Linked DNA regions of Homo sapiens: region 1 is linked to region 2. Evidence: chromatin contacts called from ENCODE Hi-C or POLR2A ChIA-PET data. All regions are on one chromosome and are shown on one strand. Each heading gives the region's core, a stretch centred on a gene start or an enhancer-like site at or near the end of the contact. The rest is flanking DNA. Distances are from core to core; before and after follow the strand shown.

What was found. A loop is a pair of places that touch in the nucleus more often than their neighbours do. ChIA-PET counts read pairs that join two places held with the same protein, here RNA polymerase II (POLR2A). Pooled maps may share reads with other maps.
Region 1: a pooled map shows a loop between it and region 2 (2.5-fold over the local background). The contact joins two enhancer-like sites. A Hi-C loop is called at or near these places in 2 of 168 maps with a recorded cell type or tissue (Panc1 and gastrocnemius medialis) and 2 of 50 pooled maps. POLR2A ChIA-PET finds 5 or more read pairs at or near these places in 6 of 52 experiments (B cell, BJ, GM12878 and 3 more).

The regions. Positions count from the first base shown.
Region 1 is chr1:235,274,433-235,277,368 of GRCh38, reverse strand. All of the region lies in intron 2 of ARID4B (AT-rich interaction domain 4B), which reads left to right. Among named protein-coding and RNA genes, the nearest start is that of ARID4B, 52 kb to the left of the region's middle. Within about 2 kb of position 1,433, at least 7 of the 41 ENCODE cell types and tissues checked have a DNase peak (open chromatin) inside an H3K27ac peak, as active enhancers do.
Region 2 is chr1:235,413,989-235,416,765 of GRCh38, reverse strand. It overlaps TBCE (tubulin folding cofactor E), which reads right to left. Exons shown (of 17, transcript NM_003193.5): 4 at 2,148-2,333. Among named protein-coding and RNA genes, the nearest start is that of TBCE, 48 kb to the right of the region's middle. Within about 2 kb of position 1,327, at least 3 of the 41 ENCODE cell types and tissues checked have a DNase peak (open chromatin) inside an H3K27ac peak, as active enhancers do.

The sequences.
Region 1 (2,936 bases), core at 184-2,683, 140 kb after region 2:
CGGGTTTCACTATGTTGGTCAGGCTGGTCTTGAACTTCTGACCTCAGGTGATCTACCCTTCTCAGCCTCCCATAGTGCTGGGATTACACTGCACCCAGCCTCTAAAATCTTTTTTAAATTTTAGAGAGAGAGTCTCTCTCTGCCACCCAAACTGAAGTGCAGTGGCACGATCATGTCTTGTTGCACCTTTGGCCTCCTGAGCTCAAGTGATCTTCTCACCTCAGCCCCCTGAATGGTTGGGACCATAGGCGTGTGCCACTGAGCCCAGATAATTTTTTTATTTTTTATAGAGCCATGTCTTCCTTTGTTGCTCAGGGTTTTTCTTGGCAAAAGCATATTGCCAGAACATATCTTTTTTTTTTTTTTTTCGGAGATGGTGTTTTGCTCCATCACCTAGGCTTGATTGCAGTGCACAATCTCGACTCACTGCAATCTCCACCTCCCGGGTTCAAGCGATTCTCCTGCCTCAGCCTCCCGAGTAGCTGGGATTACAGGCACCCGCTACCACTCCCAGCTAATTTTTTGTATTTTTAGTAGAGATGAGGTTTCACCATGTTGGCCAGGCTGGTCTCAAACTCCTGACTTCAGGTGATCCCCCCTGCTTCGGCCTCCCAAAGTGCTGGGATTATAGGCATGAGCCACCGCGCCTGGCCAACATCTCTTTTTTAAGAGAAATAACTTGTAATTTCTTTCTTTCCTTTTTTAAAGAGACAGGGTCTTGCTGTGTCTCCCAGACTGGAGTGCAGTGGTGTGATCATAGCTCAATACAGCCTTGAACTTCTGGGCTCAAGCAATCCTACTGCCTCAGCCTCACAAGTAGCTAGGACTACAGATGTGCACCACCATGACAATTAGTATTCTTGCTTTATTTTTTCTTTTTATTTGATAAGAAGTTTATAACTTTGAAAAATATGAGTAGAAATGTAAGAGTCTGTTGAAGATGTAAACTATTGTTTTTTAAAAAGTGTAAATATATTTTTAATAAGATTGTAGGGCCAGACGCATCTGGTAAGGGCTTAAAAGCTGATTTTTAAAAATTGATAGCCAGAGGTTATATCTTACTAATGTTTGCTAATGCTACTAATTAGCGTTAGTTTGCTAATGCTACTAATGTTATAATAATGATCTGATGACCTCAAATAGCTTTTCAAAAAAAAAATCTTTTTTTTTTTTTTTTTGCTTCGTATGTTCACATTTCATTATTTCTTACTGGTCAAGATTTTTTTTCTTTTTTTGAAAGTCTCTGTCTGTCACCTAGGCTGGAGTGCAATGGTGTGATCACAGCTTGCTGCAGCCTCTACTCCCCAGGCTCAAGTGATCCTTCTGCCTCAGCCCCCTCACTAGCTAGGAGCCACAGGTGTGTGCTACCACGCCTGGCTAAGTTTTTGATATTTTGTAGAGATGAGGTTTTGCCGTGTTGTCCCGGCTGGTCTTGAACTCCTGGGCTCAAGCAGTCCTCCCACCTTGGCCTTCCAGCGTGTTGGGATTACAGGCGTGAGCCACTGTGCCCAGCCCAGGATTTTTGTATATTTTGACAGTTTAGCTTAAAAATGTAAACTGGAATTGGTTTAATATTTGTCTAGATGTGATCTAAGTTCTGAATATCCCAGGGCATTGTGGGTGCTCAATTAATGTTTGTGGAATTGTAACTGTATTTGATATTATTTCTATTTTGATAATAGGCATCTGATGGGTTTAATTAAAGCTATTTTGGTTATGGGTAATAGAACCCATTTCAGGTGATGAAAAGCAGAAAAGAGAATCTATTATAAGGGTACAGAGCATCTCATGGTACCCAAAGAGGGGAACTCCAGTTTGGCTTGAGGAGGCAGTTGGAAAGCTAGCAGGAACTAAGGCTAGCTATTCTCTCAGTCACTCAGAGAACCCACAGTTTCTTATGTGCACTTTTTCCCCCTCTGCATCTGTTTTATTTCTTACTTCCTCTCAGCAGACTGGTTTTCTCTACTTCTCCCTGTGCATGCCAGAAAATGGCTACCATAGGCTGCATCACATCCTTTCTCTACCGGCTAATTGGTTAACCTAGCTTTAACTTCATAGCAGAGTAAAACCGATCGGCCCAGTTTGGATCAGGTGGCTAGCAGTCTAATGAATTACTTGTTGGCAAAGCATATTGCCAGAACATATCTCTTTGTTAAGAGAAATAACTTGTAATTGATACTTGTCATGTTAGTGACTTAGTCTTTGTAAAGCTGTGTGGGCTTCTTTGTCGTAAAAATTTGGTCATCTGTAAGATAGTTTGTCCTTATTTTACTTATTAAAATATGATTTGTTGGGTCCCTCATATGTGCATAGTCATTGAATAGGCAGAGCGGTCTGCGCGCGTGCACACACACACACACACACACACACACACAAAATTAGGCCTAGTGTTGGATTTTCCTACTCTTACCATTGTGCCTGTTTTTAGTATGCATTTGATTTAGCACATGATAATCATAATTCAAAGATAAGTCTGCAGCAGACTTAACATTTATATATAGAGTGTTTTTAAGGCAGAAGGTATTATTTACCCTCTTTTTAGAAGTGGAGAAACTGAGAATCAGGGAGTAAAAATCAGTCAACTAATAGGTTGCAGATCGTAGCCATAGCTGAGTTGAGATATTCTTTACACAAATTATGGCCTTATTCTTCTATATCCTTTTACCTCTATGTGAGTGTATATCAAACTGGACTTCTCCGAAATTCTCTTTGGCCTAGTTTGCAAGTTCTCTGTGTAGAATAAAAAATTACATTTTTAATTGATTATTTTTATCAAGTAATACATGCAAATGACACTAAATTCAAAAGGTATATACTTTATTATTGTTTTATCTTGAGTTTCTTCCATTTCATTTCATACAGAGAGCTAAAAAGATTTAATATAAACATTTTCTGGGTCATTTGTACATCTGGATAGCAGAGAACTATTAGGTTGG
Region 2 (2,777 bases), core at 78-2,577:
ATTTTACCTTTTCAATCAAGAAAGACACTAGCTAATGATTAAATGCAATGATACTCAAGTAGTAGGGTCATTTACAGAAAAATTCATGAGTTACATAGCTGTTCATAAACTAGGGGACGAAAATCCATTTGCAATTTGTTAATATTCTCAGAAAGAGATTAACCAATTAAAAAAATGCTTCCTTTGGGTAAGAGATATGTAAATATTTGGGGTTTTTTTTTTTTGGTTTGTGTGTCATTTGAGACAAGGTCTCACTATGTCACCTAGGCTGGAGTGCAGTGGTGCAATCATGTCTCACTGCAGCCTTGACCTTCTGGGTTCAGGTGATCTTCCCACCTCAGCTTCCCAAATAGTTGGGACTATAGGCACGCACCACTACACCCAGCTAATTTTTGCATTTATTTATTTATTTTTTTTGTAGAGACAGGGTTTTGCCATGTTGCCCAGGCTATTTGTATTTTAAATGGGAAAAAATAAAGCAAAGAACTCTAACCCTATGAAGCATGTAGTTCTTTAAATCCAAGTAAATCAGTAGGGTAAACAGTAAAAACTGTTCATGATAGTTACGTCTTTTTTTTCTTTTTTTTTTTTTTTTTTGAGACAGAGTCTCATTCTGTCACCCAGGCTGGAGTGCAGCGGCATGATCTCGGCTCACTGCAACGTCCACCTCCCAGGTTCAAGCGATTCTCTTGCCTCAGCCTCCCAAGCAGCTGGGACTACAGGTGCGTACCACCACACCCAGCTAATTGTTTGTATTTTTAGTAGAGACAGGGTTTCACCATGTTGGCCAGGCTAGTCTCAAATTCCTGGCCTTAAGTGATCCAACTGCCTCGGCCTCCAAAAGTGCTAAGATGACAAGCATAAGCCACCGCACCCAGCCCGTTTACGATACTTATATCTAAGTGGTGGCATTAATCATGATACTTTTTTGTTCAATCTGTAATTTCTAAATTCTCAACAATAAAGGTATCTTGTTTTATAAAGAACAGTCCATTTGTTCCTTTTTCTAAAACTCTTGATTTATTCTGAGTTTTTTTTAATGGGGGCCATGTATGCTAAAGAGTAGATGTACCAAGAAATGTATTTATTTTCCACATTGTCCCCATGTGCACTTTTATTAATAACAACAATAACAAAAGATAGTAAAGAAATTTACTTTGGACAGAACTATAGCTTAATTCTTTTAGAGACTGAAAGAAAATATATTGCAGGCCTCCAAGTGGCCACAAATTTATCCTCACAGTGGCCACCAGGGGTCCTTACCCAGATGCCTCGTCCAAGTCACTCACCACAGTAGGAAGCTGCAAGGCCTGGCCAGTTCTTGTGCAGCCATGACTGGTTTTGTGTAAATACTATCTTTCTCTCTCTTTGATTCAAGCAGTTCACTGGAATGACTAGAAAGCCTCCTTGTACAAAGTCACAATATACAGTTTCAGAGAAAAGAGAATGTTCTTGTGCAGCAGTTTTAAAGGGCATTATTTTAAGGCCGGGTGCTTAATCCCTGTAATCCCCAGTGCTTTGGGAAGCCAAGGATCACTTGAGCCCAAGAGTTCAAGACCAGCCTGGGCAACATAGCAAGATCCTGTCTGTATAAAAATAAAAATACAATACAATACAATACAATAAAATGCATTAGAGCCCATATCCCAAAATTGTGATTGAGCAGATCTGGGATGGGACCAAGGATGCCGCATGTTCCACAGCTCCCCAGGTGATGAAGATGTGCAGCCCGAGGTGAGAACTACTCCCTACTATTAACAGACGGCACCAGCACGCTCCACGGCATAGGGAACAATTCAGACTGCTGTTTCCATTCCCAACTTACCATCATCACCATGAAATAGAAAAGAACCCAAACGTCAGCCTTGGTTACTTAGTCAACACGAGATAATATGATGTGAATAGTAATAATGGGCCAATAAATATTTCAATTGCAAACTGGATAAATCTACCAATCCTGTGCTAACATAAGAATTTTAATTTCCCTAAATAATTCTTGGATTCCTCAGATTTTGATTCCGTTTCTGTGGAACCATAAACCAGTTTAGGAGCAAAGTCATGAGCATCCATATACAGTCATGGGTATTTCAATTCTGAACCTTAATAAAACCATAAAAGTCAGCTCTGCCGTTATAAACTCCACTTACCTTTGCTGTTTCATAATAGAGTCAAAACCGATAGTCTCCACAGGTTTATTTCCAATTGTAACAATTTGCTCTTTTCTATCTTCCTCTGGTCCATCTTCTAACACATAGCGGTTCTTAATTGCAGTAAGAAAGTCTGTTCCAAAATTTACCTTGTTCGGACGAATAAAGGATCCTCCTGTCGGGTGCCTGGTAAAGAAGAGCAAATGAAACACAGAAAATATTACCCACCAAGAAAGGCCATAAATACAATTTTCTGAAGGTCTTCAAAAATTTCTACATGCTAAAAAATCAAAATTAGCATAAAAGAGAATATCACATACTAAAATAATATATAATCAGTATGATTGACCATAAAGGGTTATGATCTTATGCAAGCATGTTAAATCCCTTTAAATAAACTAACAAGTAATATGAAACTGACAATTCACATTAGAAAAAACAGAAGTATTAAATCCATGGGGGTGGCCAGGCACGGTGGCTCATGACTGTAATCCCAGCACTTTGGGAGGCCAAGGCAGGAGGACCACCTGAGGTCAGGAGTTCAAGACCAGCCTGGCCAACATGGCGAAACCCCCATCTCTACTAAAAATACAAAAATTAGTCCAGCGTGGTGGTGCACACCTGTAGTCC